Linked DNA regions of Mus musculus: all the other regions are linked to region 1. The links are chromatin loops, found by intact Hi-C in ENCODE. Cell type or tissue: left cerebral cortex. All regions are shown on one strand.

Evidence for each region. Peaks named below come from ENCODE experiments on the same cell type or tissue, not always from the same donor. Only the 100,000 strongest peaks of a DNase experiment are listed, where the experiment ranks them.
Region 2: it touches region 1 in a loop (2.2-fold over the local background); 5 of 42 quality-filtered maps call a loop at or near these places.
Region 3: a loop joins it to region 1, with 2.4 times the contacts of the local background. A loop is called at or near these places in 5 of 42 quality-filtered maps.

Annotation. Positions count from the first base shown.
Region 1 is chr12:12,935,371-12,943,370 of GRCm38, forward strand. Mycn (v-myc avian myelocytomatosis viral related oncogene, neuroblastoma derived) reads right to left here and starts at 6,466. Exons shown (of 3, transcript NM_008709.3): 1 at 6,266-6,466; 2 at 4,240-5,116; 3 at 723-2,240. The coding sequence starts at 5,023. The coding sequence ends at 1,636. RefSeq lists an enhancer at 7,237-7,265. In left cerebral cortex, CTCF peaks have their summits at 3,788 (motif pointing left) and 7,215; DNase peaks (open chromatin) are centred at 1,879, 2,610, 3,150, 3,772 and 8 more places; H3K4me3 peaks cover 5,771 bases; H3K27ac peaks cover 4,142 bases.
Region 2 is chr12:12,701,873-12,709,872 of GRCm38, forward strand. Gm34696 (a long non-coding RNA gene) reads right to left here and starts at 2,989. Exons shown (of 6, transcript XR_872489.1): 1 at 2,589-2,989; 2 at 2,350-2,472; 3 at 1-1,737. RefSeq lists an enhancer at 5,540-8,000. In left cerebral cortex, no CTCF peak of the experiment used is centred here; DNase peaks (open chromatin) are centred at 4,712, 4,811 and 7,515.
Region 3 is chr12:12,712,132-12,720,131 of GRCm38, forward strand. No RefSeq gene overlaps it. Among named protein-coding and RNA genes, the nearest start is that of Gm40270, 9.1 kb to the right of the region's middle. In left cerebral cortex, no CTCF peak of the experiment used is centred here; DNase peaks (open chromatin) are centred at 3,212, 3,590, 4,083, 4,412 and 1 more place; H3K27ac peaks cover 798 bases.

The DNA of each region.
Region 1 (8,000 bases):
CATCCTCTTATTTCACTAGTGCTCAGTCCAGAATATTATACTGGTCCTAGATTTCTTTTGGACTAAGTGTTACTCTGCGGCCTTGGGCTTACAATATAGAAGCTTGCTGTGCTAAGAGGGCTAGGTGACATTTTTCTTGTCACCTCTGCAGGCATCAGATATGCTTCCACACCTAGCTCTTCCTGGGGGAATCTTCAGGAACAAGTCCTTCCAAACAACTAGGACAAGTGTTTATGTAAATTTCGGCACAACTTGCCAATTTTACTGCTTATTCCAAACTTTGGGCTGGTATCTACACTATCTAAAATGCTTTGAGAGTTCGAGTATGTGAAAGTGTTTTGGTAACTAGATATGGGGGGCACACACCTATAATCCCAGCTAGAGACCCAAAGAGGCCTCAAAAATGAAGGGGTGACAGATGGCTCAGGGGTGAGTCACTTGTTACTGTTGCGCAGGGCCTCTGCCTTGTTCCTAGACTTGAACTCCAGTTGCAGGGGATGTGACATTGTGGGCACACTCACACCCAAAACAAAATATTTGAAAGAGCTTTAACACCCATTGATTGCCTATTGAAAGTAGTTGGTTCTAATCTGTGGAATTCACAAACCCATTTATCCCTCTACAAGTACCCTCCCTAACCAGGATTCCACAATGTTAAAAGTCCGGGTAAGGAATGGACTGTGTGCAGAGACTGCAGCCAAGCTAGGAAGGAAAACATCGCCTTGCATCATTTAATTGCTATTTATTTTCATAAACATGAGGTATTTCAAAGTGCTCTAAGGTGCAGCACTAAATATATACATTTTGAAGAAATTAAACACAGAACTTTGCCATTTTACCCAGTTCTATGCACCAAACATGAACAAATACAGTAAACAAGGAAGAAACAGGCTAGGAAAAAAAGGAATATATATATATAGTAAAATTTCTTTACAAAAGTTTCTTAGTTCAAAAAGTGATAAAGTAATATCTACTCAAAACTTCCACAACTCATTTTCATACGAAAATATAAGTATCAAATTTAGTTATGTATCAGCGTCATACTAAAGTATACAGGCCGTGTAGGAATTAGTACAGTACATAACAGATTAACAATATATTTGTATACAAAACATGCCCCTCAAACATTGAGGTATTCTTACAGTACTTAGGTGTGAACTTCCAGTCTAATACTGGCCGCAAGAGCCACCTCTCATTACCCAGGACGTATACAAAAGGCGGGTGTATCAATGGTATTTACACAAGTGTTCCCAGGGGCATCAAATGGCAACCCCCCCTTCTGTGGCATTTGCTGGAACTTAAGCACCATTGTAAAAAGAAGGAATGACTCTGTTTGGAATCTTGGACCGGAACAAGGTGACTTCACAGCCTCCTGAAGCTCCTTAGTGTCCCGAACTTCCACGGCTGTCACCAGGTGATATGGAGGAGGAAAACAAGCCACCCAGCATCCCATAAGTCAGTTTTTTTTCCAAGGTCATGGCAGAACCCCGTGTCCTGCCCCCTACCCAGATCCAGACTCGACAGGGGACCAATTTGAAAGTAAACCAACATTCTTAATGTCAACACAATGTTTGTTTAAAAAAAAAAAAAAATCAAAATGTGCAAAGTGGCAGTGACTGTCCGTGTGGGAAACGTTTAGCAAGTCCGAGCGTGTTCGATCTTCTTTAGCAACTGCTGCTGCCTCGCCTGCAGTTTCTCCTTTTCCAGCAGGAGCTGGTGCTCGTTGGCCTGTAGGGCGTGCACGTACTCGGTGGCCTTTTTCAAGATGACCACCTTGGCGGCCTTCTCGTTCTTCACCAGCTCAGGCACATGGTCCCTGAGCGTCAGGAAGCTGGAGCGCAGGTCGTTCCGGCGTTGACGCTCCAGGATGTTGTGGTTGCGGCGGCGCTCGCTGTCCTCCGAGTCTGAGTTTCGGGGGCTCAGGCTCTTCGCTTTTGCTGGAACAACACTTTTGAGGGGGCGTGGAGAAGCCTCGCTCTTGATCTTTTTCTGCGGGGGCGCGTCCTCGCTCTCCACGTAGGGTGAGGGTGCAGCATAGTTGTGCTGCTGATGGATGGGAACACAGCGCTTGAGGATCAGCTCGCCAGGCTGTGCTCGCCCCAGGCCCAGAGCGGAGGTCTTGGGACGCACAGTGATCGTGAAAGTGGTTACCGCCTTGTTGTTAGAGGAGGAACGTCTCTTCTCTACGGTGACCACATCGATTTCCTCCTCTTCATCTTCCTCCTCGTCATCCTCATCATCTGAGGGGAAAAATAGTTTCTGGTTAATTGTGCGATTAACATACACTTGTTATTTAAGTCAGCTAGGTTTGCTGATCACAACGCGGACAAGAGGTACGCCCCACCCCTTTCCTTCCCTGGGTGGTGTGGGGCCAGCAGGGCACTTGTCTGATGTGGAAGGGCCCAGGATTCAACCCCTGGTGACAAACTTGAGGATGTGGCAGAAACTCGAGGAACCCAACTGGAGTCAGAACGAGCCGTTGTCGGCATGATCCTGGAAAAACTCTTCAGTGTCCTCAGCTATTCAATGGGGGTAATAACCACAGTGTTTGAGTTTGGCAGACACTATGTAGACTTGGCGACAGATGCTCGGTAATAGGGGCTTTTAGCATAATCACCAGCCAGTCTGCCCCATGGATTTACTTATACACACTTCCACAGCCGCCCTTCAGACCGGAGGCTCCTCCTTTGGTAAAACCCATGGCTGGGTTTGATTCTGCCATCCTTAAAACTCTAGGACAATCTCATTCACTACGACAACAACCTTTCCTGGTGCGAACATGCGTTGTACGGAGTAAGCAGTTTTTCATCTAGGCAGAGATCAGATCTCAATTATAAAGCTCTAATCCACAGTAGCTCAGAGTCCCAAAGGGGGCGGTGCACGAGAAAAAAAAAAAAAAAAGCCTGTATCGTCCTATGTGTATTCATTCTGACTTCGTTTACTGCCAGGCTAGGAGAGAAAATTATGGCTTAAAAGAAGAAAATAAAAGCAAGCACGAAAACCAAAACACATCGTCTGCTTAATCTAGGGAGGACCGGAAAGCGGAACAATTGTGAGGTTTCTTCTTCTAAGGCTGAAATGTTAGGCTGCTCCAGCCGGTAGGTCCCTTTAAGCCAGTGTTTTGGTTTTCAGCCAAGAAGACAGCTGTTGGAAGGAACTGCTTCCTAACAGAAAGCTGTCAAGGCACAGACATTAAAGGGACAGAGCCCTTTCAAAGTGCAGGCTTATCACCAAGTTTCCTCCCAGGAGCCTTAGAGCGATCCCTCCACAGCCCAGGAGGAAATTTAGACTTTTTATTCTTTGGCATTTTGAAAACACTGGCTTCCAAGGTCTAATAGGGGGGCTGGACCTACAGCTCGAAGGACAAGGGCAGACTGGATTTGGGTAAAGTGTGGTAGGTACTTTCACAGCCCCATGGAAAAAAAAAGCTTTCTTCTTCTTTTTAACCCTTTCTTTCCGAGGACAGCGCAGATAAAGGCTTACAATAGAACCAATGAATCCTAAGGGTGCGTGCATTCCTTAGGAGCGGCAGTGGTAGGGACCCGCCCTCAACCTTCAAGGGCAATGGGTTATGGAACACAACTCAGCTCAATTAGGTCAGAAATTCCAGCTAGGAAACACAACGGGACTAGTACTCAATCAAAACCGGAAAGAGGCTCTCTGAAAACGTACACAACCACTAATGCACTTGCTGCCAGCTGCTGAACTGGAGGGAGGGGGTGCCCCCATCACCCCCAGTCTTTTTGATCCTGCCTGTCTTGCGTCAGACACAACGCCGCCTGCTGGCCACGCACCAAACGCAAACAGCCCACCACCCACGGAGGGCTCAGAGTCCTAGGGGAGGGGAGGGAGGAATTGCCAGGCATTCTCTTAACTTTTGCAAGTGGGATTGTGCAGCCCTCGTCTTGCAGGGAGTCTTTTCCCTTCCTTGACCTGGCTTAAAGGTTCCTTTCCAACGGACTAACAGATTTCTGTACAGGTAGTTTTTTGGACTCCACAGACTGACTGAGCTGGCCACCAACTTTTGCCACAGTGAGGGCATGCCTACCGCAAGGATTCGCGAAAAAGGGGATGGCAAATTTAAGAGAAGGTGTAGCTGGTGTTTCCAGCCTCTTCTGTCCCGGGAGGCTGGTGAACAGAAGAGAATCACCCGCACAAATCTATGATAACAAAGGGAACGCAGCACCCCCACCTTCCCAGTCCGTAAGGAGCTAGCAAGAACTCTACTCTAGGCTTTACCTGAGTCGCTCAAGGTATCCTCTCCGGAGGTGCTGAGGGCCTTGGCCTCCCCACTGCTGGCAGGACGGCCGCCTGCACGAGCAGGAGCAGCCACCGGGGCAGTAGCTGGAACAGACACACTAGTGACCGCAGCGCTGGTCGCCGGGGCGCTAGTGGGGGCAGCGGGCACCGACGCCGACTCTCGCTTGTTCACCGGGAAGGGGAAGACCACGGCGGGGTCCACACATTCGGCAGCCGGGTGGGAGAGGTCGGTAGGCAGGGTGGCCCCGGTGTGGCTAGCACTCGACGACCCACCAAGGGCACGGCCCCCGGGGCTGCTGGCACCCACTCCGGGAGCCGAGCAGGCTGAGCTGACGCCCGGGGGCCCGTGGCCGTGCTGTAGTTTTTCGTTCACTGCGCGCTCTAGCTTCTCGCGGGCAGAGAAGCCGCTCCACATGCAGTCCTGAAGGATGACCGGATTAGGAGTGAGGCCACCCAGGCCCCCGAGACCGAACGCATCCTCCTCGGCCGGGTTGCCCCACAGGTCGGCCTCCGGCAGCAGCATCTCCGTAGCCCAATTCGAAGGCTCCGGGCTGTGCTCTGGGAAGGCGCGGCTGGGCGACAACGGGGGCGTGGGCAGCAGCTCAAACTTCTTCCAGATGTCCTCCCCCGGTGGGGTCGAGTCGGGACCGCCGAAGTAGAAGTCATCTTCGTCCGGGTAGAAGCAGGGCTGCAGTGAGTCAAACTCGAGGTCTGGGTTCTTGCAGATCATCCCCGGCATGGTGGACGCGGTGCAGCTGGGCATGGGTTCGCCTCTCTTTTAATATCTCCGCTCTTTTTAATATGGGGGAGTGCTTCCTTCCCGTGGAGAGCAGCAGAGTCGCGCCAACCTCCAACTCTACAACCAATAGGCAAACCAAGAGAGAATGAGCCAAAGGGGTGGGTTGGTGGGGACAGGCAGTGGGAGCCCCCAATCTCTTCTGCAAGCTCCCCACAGCTCTGGAAGGTGGGAGAAAGTTGAGCGTCTCCCCTACTCCCTCCTTTTGTGTACAAGCTGTCTAAGACTGGGAGTGGGAGGGGGCTTGCAGATGCAGGGGGTGGTGTGGCTCTCTGCAACTTTGGAAACTGCCGTTTCATTCACACAAGGCACTGCCTGGGGGAGGGGGGCTGTTCAAGCTGCAGATCTCAGCTCTTACTAGCGCGACTACCCCACTTGCACTAGTTGCTTAAAGGAAGTCCTTGCTCTCTAGCCCAGCTACCAGGCATGGGATTGAAGTACCTTTCATTCCCCTTTTGCAGAAATGCGATCACGGGAGCGCAAACGCTAACGGGGTTCAGGAAACTTTATTAATTATTAAGGGCCTTTCTCCAGTCAGACCAACAACAGGCAATTACATACAACCCTCTCCACCTAGACCTAGAGCCTCAATCTTGGCAGATACCCTTGGTACTCATCGCTGCCTATACCTATACCCTTTCCATTCCCCTTCCTTCAGAGACCTCAACCTCTTCAACAGGCGGGGGGAAAGGCTGAACCCCATCCCTAGGAATGGTGCAGGGTCGCCGGCGAGAATCGCGTCTCCTAAGCCGGAGCAGCCGTGACCTACATTATCACTCAGGCACCTAGCTTCGCCTAACCCCTTTTCCTTCTTTCCCCGCGGCACCTTTTGGAGAACCCCAGCTTGGGGTGGGGACGCACCGGTTCCCAGTCACCTCACACTCAGACAAATCTTGTGGAGCCGGGCGAATTTCTTTTCGCTAAAGCTATTTCTCTGCCTGGGCCAGGGCTGTAAAAGGGATTAGGGCGGGTCTCTTCCAGCCAGGGTGCCTTCGGGTGCTGAATAGGCTTTTCAGGAAAAAAAAAAAAACAAAAAACCCAGATGGTTTTGTTTCGGAAGCAGACGCGGTGTGTTGCCCCCTTACCCCCTCCCCCAGAAAAGCCCGGCATATTTGGGTGCAGGGTGCGGAGCCGCGTCCAGGGGCTTGCCTAGCCGCAGCGCTCCGCCGTTCCCCGGGCGCTCGAAGCTTCGCAAGTACCGCTTCTTACCTCCCGCAGACTGCCGGGGATCCGGAGGCGACTCGGGGCTGGGGTCTCCGGGTGGGCTGAGGGAGCGGCGGCGGGAGGGGGTTGTCCTCCGGCGGCTGCAGTGTGTGCGCGCTTACGCCTGGCTAGCGCTCGTTCGGCTCCAACCCAGTTCCCAGGAGCCCCCCGCATCCACCCAGCGCGTCCAGACAGATGACTGTCACTGGCTGCGCTTTGAAGCTCGGGGGATATTATTAACTGAAAAAATCTGACACACCCGGGGGGCGGGGAGAGAAGGGGGCTGTGGCGCAGACGAGGGGGAGGGAGAAAGGCAGAGGCAAGAGGCTTTTCCCCGCCCTCTTGATTTCCATAAAAATCAGGGGAGGCGCCAAAGCCTTTCGCGCCAAAAGCCATTTGCTTTTCTCTTTTTTTCCGACTCTCTCTCTCTCTCTCTCTCTCTCTCCCTTCCCTCCTCCCCTCTTCTCCTCTCCCCCTCCTCCCCTCCTCTCCTCTCCCCCTCCGTCCCTCCCTCTCTCCCCCTCCCCCCTCTCGTTTTTCAGACTGCAAGCAGCAAAGCTGGGAAACCCGAGGAGTGCTTCCCCCTCCCTTTTGGACCCCCTGGCTTGCACCCGCTGCACTCCGTGTTTTTTTTTTTTTAAAGGTCGCTGGGTGTGTTCTGGGAATGGGAAAAGAGGTTTCTAGCCCAGTCCCTGCGTGGACTGCGCGCGAGTGTATGTTTGTGTGAAAGATGAGCTCCAGGCTAAAGTGGAACAAGGCCTGGTCGAGGGGCTGTTCGTGTGTGATCTCGAAGGAAGGCGACACAGGAGTGCAAAATGGGAGGCCGAGGACGCGCCCACGTAGAAACAGACCGCAGGAGGTTTCTAGTTTCAAATTGAAAGGAAGGGGCGCCCCCCTTGTTTGAAAATAAATAAGTGCGGGCTACGAGGGTGGCGCCTTACCGCTTTCTTCGGCCGAAGGCGACACCTCGCGGAGACCAAGCAGAAAGCGGAGCCGCACCGCCCAGCCTCGGAGCCCGAGTGGGGCCACCCCCGCGAGACAATTAGCGAATCCTTGCTACCGCGGAAGGGATTGTGAAACGCGTGGAGGGACGTCCCCTGAAGTCGCGCCCACCGTTCCCAACAAAAGCCTTTCCGAAGCCAGGGTTGAATTACGGACCGCTGCTTTCCTTGCCCAAATCACTGACTGCTCTGTATACCTCGAGTTCCTACGGATGGTGACATCAAGGAAAGCCATCATTAATTTGGCCTCTTTGTGTCCCATTTGCCTCACTTACGAGCTGGCGTGAACAGAGAGAGCGCGACATCTTATTTAGACTAGAGCAGGGTGCGTGTATTCTTTCCTCACAGCCGTGGGCACATTTCCCTCCCTCCCCATCCCACAGCGTCTCACTTCTGTCTAGGCAAGCATGCTAAAAGGTTTGTTTCCTAAATGTGGGGCTAAAAATAAATGCTCTTGCCCCACAAAACTTTCCAGGAGTAACCTGGGTCCCTGGGTGAAGCCCTTTTTCAACACACATTCTCAGTAGGGTGGGATTTATCCTTAAACCCTTAAGCTTGTTTGTGGGGAAGCGTCTCCATTTCCCTCTAAATTGAAAATGACACCCCTCATTCACCTCCAGCGAGGAAGAAGAGAATGCCTAGAGAGTCAAGGTCAAAATGTGTATTAGCATGTGTGAAAGTCTTCCCATCTGTCCCCGAATGCCTACATAATTCTGGGGACTGCGGCAGGTTCTAGGAAG
Region 2 (8,000 bases), 230 kb before region 1:
AGGAACTGTCATTATTTATTTCCATATCTTCCCTGGAGCCTAGCAGAAACCTGGCACACAACAAACATCACTCAAATTTAATTCAAGTCTCAGCGAGGGGACAAGCTGGCCTTAGAGGGTAACACACATGGCTCACTGTGTGTCCCTCCTGTGCCTTCAAGGGAAAGACCACAGTATTCCTGGAAGACTCTGAATGATACTGCTGGAAAGCAAGCTGCCCTACAAAATTAACACTCTCCATGAAAAATTGGTTGGTGGTTTTGTTGTTTGTTTGTTTTCATGTAGAATTAGTATTCATTCTACATGAAGGATTGACCAGGTCAGCAGGAGTCCTCCCTCTGAAGTCATTTAGCTCAACCTGGGGTCCCCATGACACAAGTCCTTGGCTCTCTAAGAATGTAAGATTTTTTTCAGTCTCTCTTGTGACAGTGAGCTCATTCCAGCCTTCTGGAGCATAATAATATGGTGCACGCTGGCAATTGCATCCATACTTTATAATGCATAATTAGAAATTGTATTAATAATTGGTTCTATTTCAGTAGTTCTTCCAAAGGGGAAAAGCCTAAATGATGGGATTATGTAACAAATAATGGTACAAAATTTTATACGGGGTTCTAGAAATGATAAAGCACTCCATACCCAATAATCTTGTTGGCTCTTCCTTAAAAGTATAAGAGGATGGCTGCCAGCCTGCCCAGAGAGTCCGATGTCACCAGTCAGCTCCCTGGGACTACTAGCTCTGAGTGTGGGAAAAGTAGGAACGAGGTGGCCCATGGACACAGCACTGGGACGGAAGTTGTTGGCAGGTCCATGCCGTAGGATAAACGTGCAGGATGGAAGGAAGGGACAAAGTCCCTCACCCTGACCAGACTCCTGGGAATTCGTGACAAGCAATCAACTGCTAAGCTGTCTTCCTACCTGCTCTTCTCCCTTCAACCATATAAGCCCGGGAAAGTCCAGAGGCTGCAGGAAGGGAATGGCTTGACCCAAGAAATAAGGAACACATTTCAGTGGAACCCTGAAATGGTTCACCTCCCCAGAACATCTATCTAGCCAGGGAAGCAGTAGCCATTTGGGCAATGGCTCTGACCAGGTCCCAGTGGTACAGGAACCCTCTGTTGGAGCTCGAAGGACCAGTGTGGTCTAGGGATGTCAGAGTCTCTGCCAAGGGTGTTATAAAGGAGATGGACTTCTGTTGTTACAGTTTAAATGGATAAAGTTTGTGTCAAAGATTTTTATATTTGTAATAATAGAGCGTATTATTAATTATTATTAATCCAGTTGGGCATTCTGGGATCCTGGGGTTGCTAAAGAGCACAAAGTCTGACTTCCAAGTAAATCACAATTATGGCCTAAACTATATGGAAAATGGCAACCCTCCCTCTGCCTATTTTGAAGGCTAAATCCAATATTCTCTCTCTCTCTCTCTCTCTCTCTCTCTCATACACACACACACATGCACACACGCACATGTACATACTCACCCCACCATGACAACATTCCAGGTTGGTAAAGCATATCCTAGCCCCACAGACAGTGGCCCTGGTCTCATGATTTGACTGACTTGCACAACATGTACAGAAATGATTTGCCCACATTTGATAGAGCTATATCACGTAATTTCCTCGTTTGGTCTATTTTCTTTCATCTCCTTGGCTTCAAGATCAATGTAATGGATTGTTCTTTTAAGGCCAGAATGAGAAAGTTCTGGATCAGAGTCTCAGCTGACTTGGTAACCTGCAGGAAAAAAAAATGTAAATATTTGTCATATTTGTCTTCCTAACTCACTAAAACTCTGGTGATGTTCATTAGCATAACCCAGCAAAGGCTGACACCAAGCTGATACAGCTTGCAATGTATCAGGAAATGTACTTCGAGGAAATGGAGCTGCTATGAAAGTGAATGAGGGTCGGTTGCATTGGCACTGCTAAGCCTGGGAATAGTCTGCCTACTTCTGCCTTCTGCCATACCGTCCTTATAGAACCTATGCACTCTCTCATTGCCTTCTCCTGCTGTAGGCCAATCTAAGAATCATGACTGATAATTTGCTACATTTATTCCATGCATATGTATTAATCAGTATTAGATGCCTAATGTTTCAGGATTAAGGCTGCAATGGTGAAGAGACCCAATTACCTGCTCCCAGGAGCTAACAAGTCAAGAGGAACAGACATTTACAAGGCCCATTTAGAAGTTCATAGTCACCAACTGCCTTGTAAGGGCCAAGCCAAAAGTCATATTCTCTCTCCCCTTCATAAAGAAGCTCAGTGGGAAACATGTGAAAACTGATGGTGTGACCCCAGATTAACATGATGGATGCTTAGATTAGCTCAGTGGCAGCACACTTACCTGGTATGCCTGAGTACCAGGCGTGACCCCCAACACTGCAAAATCATCATCATCATCATCACCACCACCATCATCATCATCACCATCACCATCATCGTCATCATCATCATCATCATCTAAAAACTATAAAAGTTAAAAAACAAACAAACAAACAAACCTATAAAAGTAGCTAAGTAACCTGGTCATGGAAGTTTTCATCCTTCCCTCCTACAGCCAAAAGAACTATGAAAAGCTCCTACCGCATGCATAGCAGTTCAGAGTCTATTGATTGATAGGTCTTCAGCACCTATTTGGAGTCTGTCAGCAGTCTCCCAAAGTTCACAAAGGAGGACTTGTTATCTCTTCTCATCTCTTTTTTTCCGAGCCACGATTCCTCTCTGTAGCTCAAGCTGATCTGTAACTCATGATACTCTGGCTTGGCCCCCTCAGGAGGGGATTGCAGGTATATGTCCACGCTTGGTGGTGTCAGCCCCTTCTTACAAAGCAAGAACATGAGGCTTAGGTGGGGAAAAGGCAGGTTAGAGAGGAGCCAGGCTGGTGCTCTAAGGTCAGGCTTTTTGCATATACTATATTTCACAATGATTTTTTTTATTGTTGTTGTTTTAGTTTTTGAGACAGTCTCATCAGATAGTTCTGGCTGTCCTAGAACTTGCTCTGTAGACCAGGCTGGCCCCAAACTCATATAAATCAGTCTACTTCTGCCTCCCAAGTGTTGAGATTAAAGGCACATGCTACCACGCCCAGCTCAGAAACTGCTTTCAAAGCATGTAAAGAAAGTTGTTGCTTGACAGGTAGATAATAAATACTAGGAGAGAAGTTTATTATTTGCAACATATCATCAAACAGTTAAAAAGAATGTATACAAACACACACACACACACACACGGGTGGTGGCAAACACAGAAAGCTAAGATATCAATTGATGCCACTAGATAAAGAATACACTGGGTTCATTGTATGATTCTTACATAGTGTGAAAATTTTCAGACTGAAATGTGGAAGAAGTCCCCATTTGAATCACAAACCATGAGGCCACCCTTCCCAGGCTCCCTGCTCTTTCTGGGGCTTCTGTGCTTGCACATACACTCCTCTCATTGCCTGGCACACCCCCAATGTCTTATCTAACCATGGGTACTGCTACAGTCATATCTCTTCTGCAATCCCTGTGGACCCAAGGCATGCCCTCATAAGCATAGTGCAGGCTGTCAATACAGACTCTCACTGAGTTACTCACCCCAGATGCACACTCTGAGAGCAGAGACCAGGTTTTCTCAACATTCCAGCAAATGAAGCCAGCAAACAATGAACAATGTCTCTGACAATGACTTCCAAAACCTTTTCCCTAGGTAACAGTGGACATTGTGTTTCTTTAAACCAACATCAAGCTTGGAGGGAGAAACTGAGCTAGGTGAAAGAGTTACATTGTCATAGGTTCAAATCCCATTCTGGTTAATGGATTTCTTTAGCTGGTGTCTGCACTTGCCCTCTCTATACCTCAGCTTTCCCCTCAACATGAATGGAGATAATACATTCTTGCAGATTAGGAGCTTAGACAGGACACATATAATGTACTTGACTTGGGGAGTGGGGATGTAGTGTGGTTGATAGGGTGCTTGCCCAGCATGCATGGAGGGCTGGGTTCAGTTCCCGTTCCCAGCACACAGATATAGAAACAGAAGGAGGAGTTAAAGGTTGTCCTCAGCTACATGGGAAATTTGATGCAATCTACCACCCTATCTAGGAAAATGAAAGGGATAAATGATGCATTTAACCCGGTACCCAGCATACAATGTGATGGAGCATCCTCATCCAAGGATGATGGGCATTATCCTCTCACCAAGTCACTGGACTCTCCCAGGAAGACTCATGTCGCCAAAAGGAACTAAAGACAGGGTAAGAACCATGCAGCCAGGTGTGTACACGTGTGTTTATGTGAGTGCCAATGTAAGTGTAGATATAGAAATGGGATGTAGATTTAGTTGATACAGGTGATGATATGGACTATGGATGTAGATATAGGTAGATGTATGAGCCATGATATGAGTCACCATATTTCTCTGACATGGCCAGCTGGATTGGTCAAACCACCCAGCCATCTGACAGGGAGCCTGTCTCACTGGCCCCTGACAGGATTATAAATCATTTATTTCATTATGAATTTGAGGAGCCGCTGTGTGTTTGAAGTGGGATTTGAAGCAAAAAGAAATGGGCAGATTAATGGAGCTTGAAGAAAGCTAAGTATCCCTCTTCGTTCCTGCCAGAGCGCGCAGTCAGCTGGCAGCTGAACAGCATTTGAAAAGCACGTCTCTCAATTAAACGCATTTCCTCGCGTGTGCTTCCTGCTGGCTCTCGCCTACATTAATTGCATCTGAATCCACCCACCAGTGTTCAGTGCTGCAAAGGGGTCTATGCTTATACAAGTCTCTCTCAGTGCAGAGATAAAGGCTTCAATGTCACCTGAACACATACCACCCAACACACTTCTGTCGCTTCTACTTGGAGTATCGCCATGCCATCCTCTACTGGTGAAATTTCTGCTCTGACCAATCTGTGAAGCTGGCATGCCTTGTTATGAGAATGCTCTGTTGCTCTCTCTCCTATCGTGAAGTCTCCGAGCACAGAATGCATCACTCCTGAAGACTGCAAATAGCCGCTGGTCAATAAACTTCTGTTGACCAACTAAGTGGGTAAATAATGTTTTATACTTAAAGAAGAATCTCAGAAGGGGGGCAAGAAACAACAATAAATGTGTTTTTCAAAGCTTTCCAAGCTCAAGAAAGAGAGGAAGTCATACCTAAAAAATAAAGAAATAAATGTATTTCCCTTTTCTGTATGTTTTGTCTGTGTGCATGTTTATGTACTGTGTTCATGCAATGCCTGCAGAGGCCCAAAGAGGTCACTGTAAGTCCTAGAACTGGAGTTACAAGTCATCAAGTTGGGTACTAGGAACTGAATCCAGGTCCTCTGCAAGAGTAACTGATGCTTGTACTCAGGGGCCATCTCTCCAGCCTAAGAAACATGTGTTCCTGGTCTTGTTTCCAAACTGCTTCCTCTTGACTTCCAAAGCCCATCCTTCCACCACTGAGCCACCCTGACATGGGTATCTTCCATTCTTCACACTTAATGGAATCTCAACTAAATTAGACTTCCGTGTCCTTAGGAGACATTTAGGACTTTTAGCCTTCTACCCCCAGCAAGACCTCACCTCTCATTCCTTCCAGCCTCCAACATATCAGGACAAAGGAGTCCTAGAGAACCCATGGAGAACTCAGACATGTCCCCAGGATAAAGAGGACCAGAAAAGAGTTCCATAAGATATGGCAGTAGATGGGCTCTGAGCATCAGTGTACTGATGCTCATACTAATATGCACATTCAACGGCCAGCCCAACACCAGGAGATGCAGTGTAGCCTGAGAACCTGCATTCTCACATGATGGGAAGTGGCCTAACTCATACCTGTTTCATGGCATGGTTATTATGAGTCCCTAATCATTCTCCCTCACAGTATCCTGGCTTGGATGTAATTACCTGATCAGTCTAATTGCAGGGACAATTGTCTGATTTGGTAAAGACAATTTTCTGGATAGCCAGTTTGCTCCAGAGACCAGAAGCTCTCTTCCTCGAAAATGATGGGATTACAGGTGGGCTGTCATGCCCGCTCAGCATTTATCTGAGTACTAGAGATCCAACTTCACATTTGTGTTTCAAAAGCTTTGTACAGTAAGCCATCTATCCAGCCTCAAGACAGGATTTTGCATCAATAAGAGCTGTTAGTTTGTTCAAGAAGCAAGACCACATTCATCTGTAGGGCCCAGCACTGAGCAAGACGTAAGGCCTAAACATGGAGAATATTCACATGTAGCAGCTGAATAAATGGCTCTCAACTCTCATACCTTCCGAGCTAGACTGGGTCAGGACAGAGGAGGCCCAGCGAGCCCATGGAGAATTCAGATATTCTCCCAGGACAGGCTCCAAGGGAAGGGAAGGGAAGGGAAGGGAAGGGAAGGGAAGGGAAGGGAAGGGAAGGGAAGGGAAGGGAAGGGAAGGGAAGGGAAGGGAAGGGAAGGGAAGGAAACATGGGCCTGTGATCCCAGTACTTCCTGGTAGAGGATCCCAGCACTTCCTGGTAGAGGATCCCAGCACTTCCTGGTAGAGGATCCCAGCACTTCCTGGTAGAGGATCCCAGCACTTCCTGGTAGAGGATCCCAGCACTTCCTGGTAGAGGATCCCAGCACTTCCTGGTAGAGGATCGGAAGAGGAAAAGCAGCCTCAGCTCCATGGTGAGTTTTAAGTCAGTGTCAGCATGGAAGAAAGAGAGGAAGAAGGAGAGTCAGGGAGAGAAAGACAGATTTAAAAAAAGAAAAGAAAAGAAATCAGACTTACTGGTATATGCCTGTGAATTCAGAGCCCAGAAGGCTGAAACAGGACCACCATTGGCTTGAGGCCAGCCTGGGCAACATAGCAACTTCCAGGTCACCTTTGACTACATAATGAGACCTCATAGCAAAGCAATACAGAAACAAAAAAACCACACAGAGAACAAAGAACAAGATTAAAGAGCAAACTACAGAGCAGTAGACAGCTCGAGTCAGCCAGCGAGATGAACAAATTAACCTGTAGCCTGTGTAAAGTTATAAAGAAATGGTCTCCGACTCGTTCTTCAGTTTCTCAATCAGCAAAGTATGTGGAAGAATGCATGGGTCAAAACAGAGTCGAGGCAACTTTGGAAAATGAATACACACAGAAGGCTGGCTATTGTTTCCATGGTTATGGCGGTGCTGATCCAGGGCTTTGTCCTGCAAACGAGGGGAAATCTCTGGGAGAGGTGGCTGAAGACCTGCTTCTTCGCAGTAAAGGCTGTAGAAGGTTAATCAGATGGTGAGCCCAGTCACCAAGATTAAGAGAAAGAAAATCCCTCCAACCGCCTTTGAATTCCAGTTATGTGTACGTTTTCTTTGAACTGGCGATTCGACTCTCTCTCTCTCTTGGAGAGAGAACAAAGCGGGTGGTGTGGAACTCAAATCTCATTTACAACTTAATTTTGAAACTGAGGAGATTTGCAATGTTGGAAAGGCAGGGAGCAGGAAATCAACTTCAGAGTAATTGCTCCGTCGTCTTTTAAACATAAGGCGGTGCACTGCTATTTTTGCTGATGTATTCAAATGAGAGGATGCCACAGCTGCGGGGTGTCTAAGGGATCAGGGATGGCACCGCCTGCAGACTGGGAGGAAATCGTGGGCCAAAGTGAGTCTGTCTCCCAACTCCAGCAAGCTAGAGGCCAGAGAAGAGTGAGATTTCCCCAGCTCCTGTCACACGCTGCAGAATGCCAGGGAGCACAGAGTAGAATAATGACTCAGAGCATGTTCTTGCTTCACAACTCCACATTGTGTTTACAGAGGCACAAAGGCACCCTTCAGGACAATGTCAGGGGCGGGGTGGGGTGGGGGCAATTTCCCAGGAACATCTACATTGCCCAAAAAGGGCCCACTACAAAAACTCCTGAGTCTAGGAAGCCACATATGAAGTATATGCCCATTGAACAGACAAATAAGTTGAGGCCAAAAGGCATCACCTATATTCTAGAATTCCATGAGGCCCCATTTTTATGGCTGAGGGCTCTCACTGAAGATGTCTAATGCAGCAGCCTAGA
Region 3 (8,000 bases), 220 kb before region 1:
TGAATTAAAAAAAAAAAGTGTAGCAAAATTAAATTAAAAATCCTCTCCCCTCCAGTCGATCTGGATAGGGCAATGGATTTTACCTCTGACCTTGAGAGATTCACAATTTATGTCTCCAAGCGCTAGGGTCTACTTGAGATATCCATTCCTTCTTCTTTTTTTGGGGGGGCGGGGGGTAAGGGGATGAGATTCTTTGTCTCCACAAATGTCCTAGATGTCCTGAATGTCCTAGAACTTGATCTGTAGACCAGGCTAGCTTCAAACTGCCAAGTGTTGGGATTAAAGGTATAAACCACCATCCCTGGATTTTCTTTCTTTCTCTCTAAATTTATTTATTCTTATTTCATGTGTGCTGGTGCTTTGCCTGTATGTGTATTTGTATGAGTGTGTCACATATCCTGAAACTGAAGTTACAGATAGTTGTGAGCTGCCATGTAGGTGCTGGGACTTGAACCTGGGCCATTAAGCCTGACTCTAAGCAACTGGAACTGAGTTTATCACACATTCATTCAGTGTAGTACATGATGCCTTGATTCTGAGCTTCTGGTCACCATAGTGCCCCAGTGCCTCCCCAGGTCCAATCAGAAACCTTCAGTTCTTCCTGCCCCACCCCTACACCCATCATTAAGATTACTAAGTCTGATAGAGATTACCATCTATGTATCCAAGTTACAGTATGCATGAGATTACAAAACAAACATAGAGCTGAAAAAAATCAAAGACTGTAAAGAGATGATTCACACACAACGACTTTTTTAAATAAGAAAAGTCATCCTATGAAACTGGACAAAGGAGAGTGATTGGCAAAAGATGTACAAAAGTAAAAGAATATGTGAGGGTATTCTGTAAATTAGGTAAAATCCAATTAATGTAGCCAAACACATTTTTCCTCTCCAAATGCTTGCTCTTTTACTGTCCTTAAATGACCATTCTTGTTGTCTATGAGAGGACTCATCCCTGAGTCAGATATGCTGGCTCAGAGGGCAGAGACACGTTGGGAAACCAATATAACGAAAGACATCAAAAGCCTTAAAAATGTACTTGCTTGGCTCATTCGGTCAGTTGGCCTTGCAAGCATGAGGATTTGAGTTCAGTTCCCCTAAATTCAAGATCCATGTCTGTGTGTGTATGTGTGTGTGTGTGTCTGTGTGTGTGTGTGTGTCTGTGTGTGTCTGTGTGTGTATGTATGTATGTGGTCTCTCTGGTGTGTGTGTGTATATGTGTGTGTGTGTGTGTATGTGTGTCTGTGTCTGTGTGTATGTGTGTGTGTGTGTATGTGTGTGTGTGTATGTGTGTCTGTGTCTGTGTGTGTGTGTGTGTGAGAGAGAGAGAGAGAGAGGGATCTGTATGTGTGTGGTCTGTGTGTGTGTGAGTATGTGAGTGTGTGTGTGTGTCTGTATGTATGGTGTGGTGTGTGCGTGTGTGTGTGTGTGTATGTGTATGTATGTATGGTGTGTGGTCTGTGTGTGTGTGTGTGTCTGTGTGTGTCTGTGTGTGTATGGTCTCTGTGTGTATGGTGTGTGTGTGGTCTCTGTGTGTATGTGTGTGTGTATGTGTATGTATGTATGGTGTGTGGTCTGTGTGTGTGTGTGTGTGTGTGTATGTGTGTGTGTGTGTATGGTCTCTGTGTGTATGTGTGTGTGAGAGAGAGAGAGAGAAAGAGATCTGTATGTGTGTGGTCTGTGTGTGTGTGTGTGAGTGTGTGTGTGTGTGTGTGTGTGTGTGTGCACGCACACGAGTGTGCATGTGTTAGCATACTTGGAGCATACTTGGGAATGTCGTTAACCTACTCAGTGAACTCTAGGCCAGTAAGAGACCCCGTTGTCAAAAACAAGGTGGATGACTTTTTGTTTGTGTCTTTGAGACAGGGGTGTGTGTGTGTGTGTGTGTGTGTGTAGCCCCAGTCATTCTGGAACTCTGTTATGTAAACCAGACTGGCCTTAAACTCAGAGATTTGCCTGCCTCTGCCTCTAAAGTTCTAGGATTAAAGATGTTTGCCACCACACCTGTCGAAGTAGATGATTTTTTTTTTTTTTTTTTTTTTTTTTTTTTGGTTTTTTGAGACAGGGTTTCTCTGTATAGCCCTGGCTGTCCTGGAACTCACTTTGTAGACCAGGCTGGCCTTGAACTCAAAAATCTGCCTGCCTCTGCCTCCCGAGTGCTGGGATTAAGAAGTAGATGATTCTTGAGGAATGGCAGCTGAGATCGTGTTCTCTGGTCCTCTGGTCCTCTGGCCATACCACACCCCTACACACACACACTCACACACACACACACATACACACTCTCTCACACACACACTCACACACACACACACACACACACACACACACACACACACAAACACACACTGCTGATGGCTCTACAGCCAGCAACTAAGTATCAACTGTAGGGAATAATTAGAGACACAGAGCAAAGACATATGCATCAAGAGCTTATTACCACATTAAGGTCAGCATTTTAAAAAAACGAAGAGACATTAAATATCAAAACCTTGAGGAACTGTCAACAGATGTGATATGTCCCTTGATGGCCCATTTATTATACAGCCTTAGAAACATCCACGGAGGATGTCAACAAGTGAAATGCCTACACGGATGTAATAGAAGAGCAGGCTAGAAACCAGATCCAGTGAGACTCTAATTTTGTTCTTACTTTTCCAATTTGTAGTTTATTCTCAACATCGTAACGGCAATTCAGGAGCCCCCCAGTCTGTGATGTCTGCACATGTGTTATTGTGTGTGGCCCTTTGGAGTCCACCCCTGGTACTTCTTCCACACTTCCTCCTCCCCACCAACAACTTCAACTCCTAACAACCTTTCACCTGTGCCTCCTCCCAGTTTGCTACCGAATCTTTCCATGTTTCTATGTGATTCCCTCATCCTGAAATATATCACCTCCCACCAATCGCTTGGTTTTGGTCACCTAAAAATGCCCCTTAGCCATTCCAATCATAAATCATGAAACTAAATGAGCCCCTGAACCAGGGCAATGGTGTTAGAGTGTCCCCATCCCACGGCCAGCGTCCTGGTGCCTGAGGAAGCATGACTCTGAGCTTCCCTTCCACTGAGGGACTCTTGGTGAGGCCACAGTAGAGAAGAAAGGGCCCCTTCAGATCCACATCATATCCTTTAGAGCTTTTTCAGAATCCTTTACCAATGGGCAACAGATGCTGCGAGTCACTCTTGGACTTCCACCAGCATGTCCAGGAGAGCTTAGACCACAGCAAGCATGTCTAGAACCATTTCTGGCCCCAGCAAGAGAGAACACACAGGTAAGCTCTGTCTCAAGGGCACAGATGCTCGGCACAGCCATGGGGATACTTTGGTTCCTGGAATTGTCTCTGGAGTTTGGGCAGTTTTCAAATTTCAAGGGCTTCTAAAGGGCTTAGGAAAGGACCACAGTTAATGAGAAAGGAAGAGCCTGACTTCCAGTCAAGCAGACAGGGATCATCTGTCTGGAAGATTCCCTCGGAGACAGTAGAAACAGGTGTCTGCTGCAGTTTGAAGGCCTGGAAGGAGGTGACTCTCAGACAATGGAAACACTTGCCCACCCACACCCCGGAAAGTCTGCCTCAGACAGGTTCCTGCAAGAGCCTGCAAAAATGCTTCCCTCCCTCTACCACCCACTTCCTTTGTAGCCTCCCCAGGATCCTCCCTCAGCCCTCCCTGAAGTCAGGAATGAGAACCTTGCTCTGTGTCTATGTGCCAAGGGCCCTGCTTAAACTCTCTAGCTCGGCAGTCATAACTCCCAAGGAAGCGCATTTTCATTAAACTGTTCCAGCCAGAGTCTCTTTCATTAGAAATTAGTCATTCCAGCCATAAGCGATGAAAAGAGACAAATGAGCTCTAGAACCAGGTCAGTGATATCGGAGTATTTCTACCCACAGCTGCCTGAGCAATTCGCCTCTTCACCTGTAACATTCAGAGTGACCTTTCCTAAGCTAAGTCTCTCTGTCAGTCTCCAGTCAGCTCCCCAGACTAATCCTCATCCAGTTAGCCCATCTGAGCTCTTCTGGCAGCCTCAGATGCACAGCCACATGCCACAAAACAACCCTACTCACTCCCATCTGTTGTCACCAGCCAGGCTGGAAGTGCCATGGGAGCAGGAGCCAGGCCTTAAGCACCCTGTCCTCCTCTCTCTCTCAGATAGACTGTCAACAGACATCTCCAGTTGCTGAGACATAGCATCCAACAAGTCACTCAGCTTTCTAGGAAAAGTCTTGTCTGACTAGAGCCTAGAAGACTCTGAACAGGGAGCTGGAGGGGGGGGGGGGCGGTGGGATGAGTCAGGCTGTGAAGTGCTTGCCTTCAATCCCTGAAAGCCACACAAAACAAGCCAAGCATGGTGGTGCAAATCTGTAATCCCAGCACTCAGGAGGCAGAGACAGGCAGATGGATCCCGAGGAGTCACTGGCCAGCCAGCCTCGCCTACTGGGCAAGATCCAAGGCAGTGAGAGAGCCTCTCTCAAGTAAAACCAAACTGTACATCATCTGAGGAAAGATAGCTAAAGTTGTCCTCTCTCCACCACGCATGCACGCACATGCACGTGCACGCACACGCACGCGCACACGCACATGCACACGCACACACACACACACACACACACACACACACACACACACACACACACATCGTACTCTCCAAAAATACAAGTTAATGACTCCTTAGCTACAGTTTCAGAATTTAAACATGTCAAGGTTGGAGGCATGAGCAGAAAAGCGAAGCACACTTGGCAACAAGACCCGATTCGAGCTACAGTCACTTATAAAACACTGGCAGTGCTTAATCTGTGCAAACATTAGGTTTCACTTTGCAGAGTTGTATGTTTGGCTGCAAAAATATTAAGGTATTAATTACAAGATGCTCCAGGGATCCTGCTGGGGGTGTTACATAATCAATGTGCAGCAAGTGAATATTTCTTTTTCTAAAATACAAATGCTTCTAAATTCTGAAGCCATCTGGCTGGAGTGGCTTTCCATAAGGGAATACAGAGATGTGCCTAGAATGTGCCTGAGGTGTCATAAGGTCCAGTATGTGATGGGTTGTATTATGAATTCTCTCTCTCTCTCTCTCTCTCTCTCTCTCTCTCTCTCTCTCTCTCTCCCCCTCCCTCCTCTGTGTCTGTCTGTCCGTCTGTGTCTGTGTCTGTGTCTGTCTCTCTGTCTCTCTCTCTCTCTCCCTCCTCTGTGTCTGTGTCTGTCTGTCTATCTGTCTGTCTGTCTGTCTGTCTCTCTCTCTCCCTCCTCTGTGTCTGTCTGTCCGTCTGTGTCTGTGTCTGTCTCTGTCTCTCTGTCTCTCTCTCTCCCTCCTCTGTGTCTGTGTCTGTCTGTCTGTCTGTCTGTCTCTCTCTCTCTCTCTCTCTCTCTCTCTCTCTCTCTCTCACACACACACACACACACACACACACACACACACGAGTATATATTCCTGTCCTTTCCAGTGGGTTTTGAGTAGCTTCTGAAGGATATTCTTTGCTCCATTGGCCAAGCATAGGTAGAGTGTGCCAGTTTTTCATCACTGTGAGAAAACTGTCTGAGCAAAGCTGCTTCAGGGAAGAGACCGATGCATTTTGGCTCATGGTTTTAGAGCATTTAGTTTGCCTTGAAGGGGGTGTAAAGAGCTAACAGCTCATGGTGGGTTGGACACAGAGATAGACAGGAGAGGCCTGGAACAAGATACATCCCAGTGAACTATTTCCCCAGCTGAGCCTCACCTCCTAAAGCTTCTAAATTCTACCACAACGTCCTTGGGCCATCAGCCTGTGACACTGCATAGCCAACATTCCAGGCAGACACAGTTCTATGGTTCAGATCCATTCTATGCCTCAATAGACAGACAGACAGACTGACTGACTGACAGACAGACAGACAGACAGACAGACACATAATACTCAGGGGCATGCAACAAACAGAAAAGGGTAATTTCATAAACTATGTATGGACCCATGTTCACAGTAATAGTATTAGAAGTCTTTACTGCAGGTAAAAATGTAGAACAGCTGTTAAGCCCATCAGTGGAGAAAATGGGTAGTCAAATCGTATAAACACAAGAGAAAATTAACCAGCTATGAAGAATGGAGTACTGATAGCTACTACAGCATAAATGCATCTTGAAAATTAATGCTGAGTAAAGGAAATCAGACATGAAACTCACTCACAATTCATGTTTCCATTAAATGAAACCTTAAAGCTGGAGAAATCCAAAGAGATGGATCTCAGATCAGTAATGAATGTTAGAAGGTAAAGGAGGAAACAGAGACCAACCATGTAGCAATGGTGAGGCCCCTTTGTGAGGATGAAGACATTTAGTTCCAGCTAAATGGGGGTTGTGGTTCTAAACAGTGCCCTGCACAAAAGTCAAAGATACGTTTGCTTTTCTGCAGTGACTATCACATCACACCAGTGTCTCTTTAACCGTAAAAGGGAACTGGGGAAATATAGTCGCCAGTTCCGGGACCTCACGATACTCTCTACAAGTGACCAAGAATGGTCATAGGCAGCCAGGAAGGACCAAAGGTGACTGGAATGGCTAGCTATCTCCTCTGCCTGTAAAACCTAGACTACAAGTCTAAGGTCAGGTAATCCGATCATTGTCCCATGAGGCAAGATGTCGGAAAGTTGGACACAGCAGTTTTCATGGCCCACCTACCACTTCCACAGAGGTCGGTGTTAATTGTCCAGTACTGAGACGGTCCTGAAAAGTTTATTTGCAGCACGGCTGGATCTGGCATCTGCTGTGGTCATTAGGGTCGAGGAATGCTGAGGCGATACAGCAGTGTCCTTGGGAACACCAGAGAGTCCCTGATGTCCCTGAAGTTCTGAGTTATGCTAACACTGGAGACACCATGCCAGGCAATGACAGTATGGCTGGAGAACCCAGCCTAGGCAGAAGTGCCAAAGAGCAGGTGGGAGAAGATAAGTCGGTAGATATAATGGGGATTCTTTGTGCTTAAAACTTTGTATTACTATTCAAGGACAAAGAACTGGCCATTTGAGCCTGCATCGTTCCAGGAGAAAGATATCAGATTTGTAACAGGGTCAGCCACAAAGGAGAATTTGGCGTTTGGCAACCTGAAATGAACTATCCTAGAAGTCAGACTTAAGGGCCAAGGGATCAGAAAAGCAAAGAAGAAAGTCAGAAATAGATAACTGGAAAAACTATAGCCTCTTCTTTGACCTTAAAATAGATTCTGTGAATGTACACATGTTCATATGGGTGGCTCATTCTTGGGTTGTCATGCCTCAGGACCACTATCCATCCAACCTTAGCCTGTTTTGAGATAGTCTCTTACTTTTTAACCTGAATTTCTGATTCCTCTAGGTTGGCAAGGAGCCCCTGAGATCTATCTTGCTCTGCCTCCCCAGTACAGGGATTAAGAGCACAAGCAACTACCATGCCCATTTAATTTTGGGGCATTCCTGGGGAACACACTCAAGTCTTCATGTTTGCCCTGCAAGCACTTTACCCATCTCTCTCTCTCTCCCTACCATTAGCAGGAAGAAGAGAGATCTCATTGTATGCATAAAGGTGAGCTGGTGCCCTCAATGACATGCCAGTCACTGTCTTCGGAAGACTCAGCTAAGTCAGTCCAGCGGCTGCCACAGGAGTATCCTTCCACACCTGCAGGGAATGTGGAAAACAGCTCGAGGGGCACCTAGAGAAGCTTTGAAGAAAGGCTCCCATCTGCAGAGAAGCATAAAGCTGTTTTCACAGGGTCTGAGTGATGGAGAGAGGAAAGAGTGGGAGATCTTACTATTAAAAAACCAAAAAACAAAAAAACCTATAAAACCAAAAACCTAGCCTGGCAGTGAGCCTGGCTCACCTCACAATCAATTCTTCTTCCGCTGTGTCTACTTTGAAGATCCAGAACAAATACAAGACGTTTCTATGTTTCTCTATAAGAAAAATACCTTTTAATTTGGTCTCTTTCAGTGTTTTTGTTGTTATTGTTTTGTTTTTTTTTTTTTTTTTTTCTGTTAAGGGATTATACAATGGCT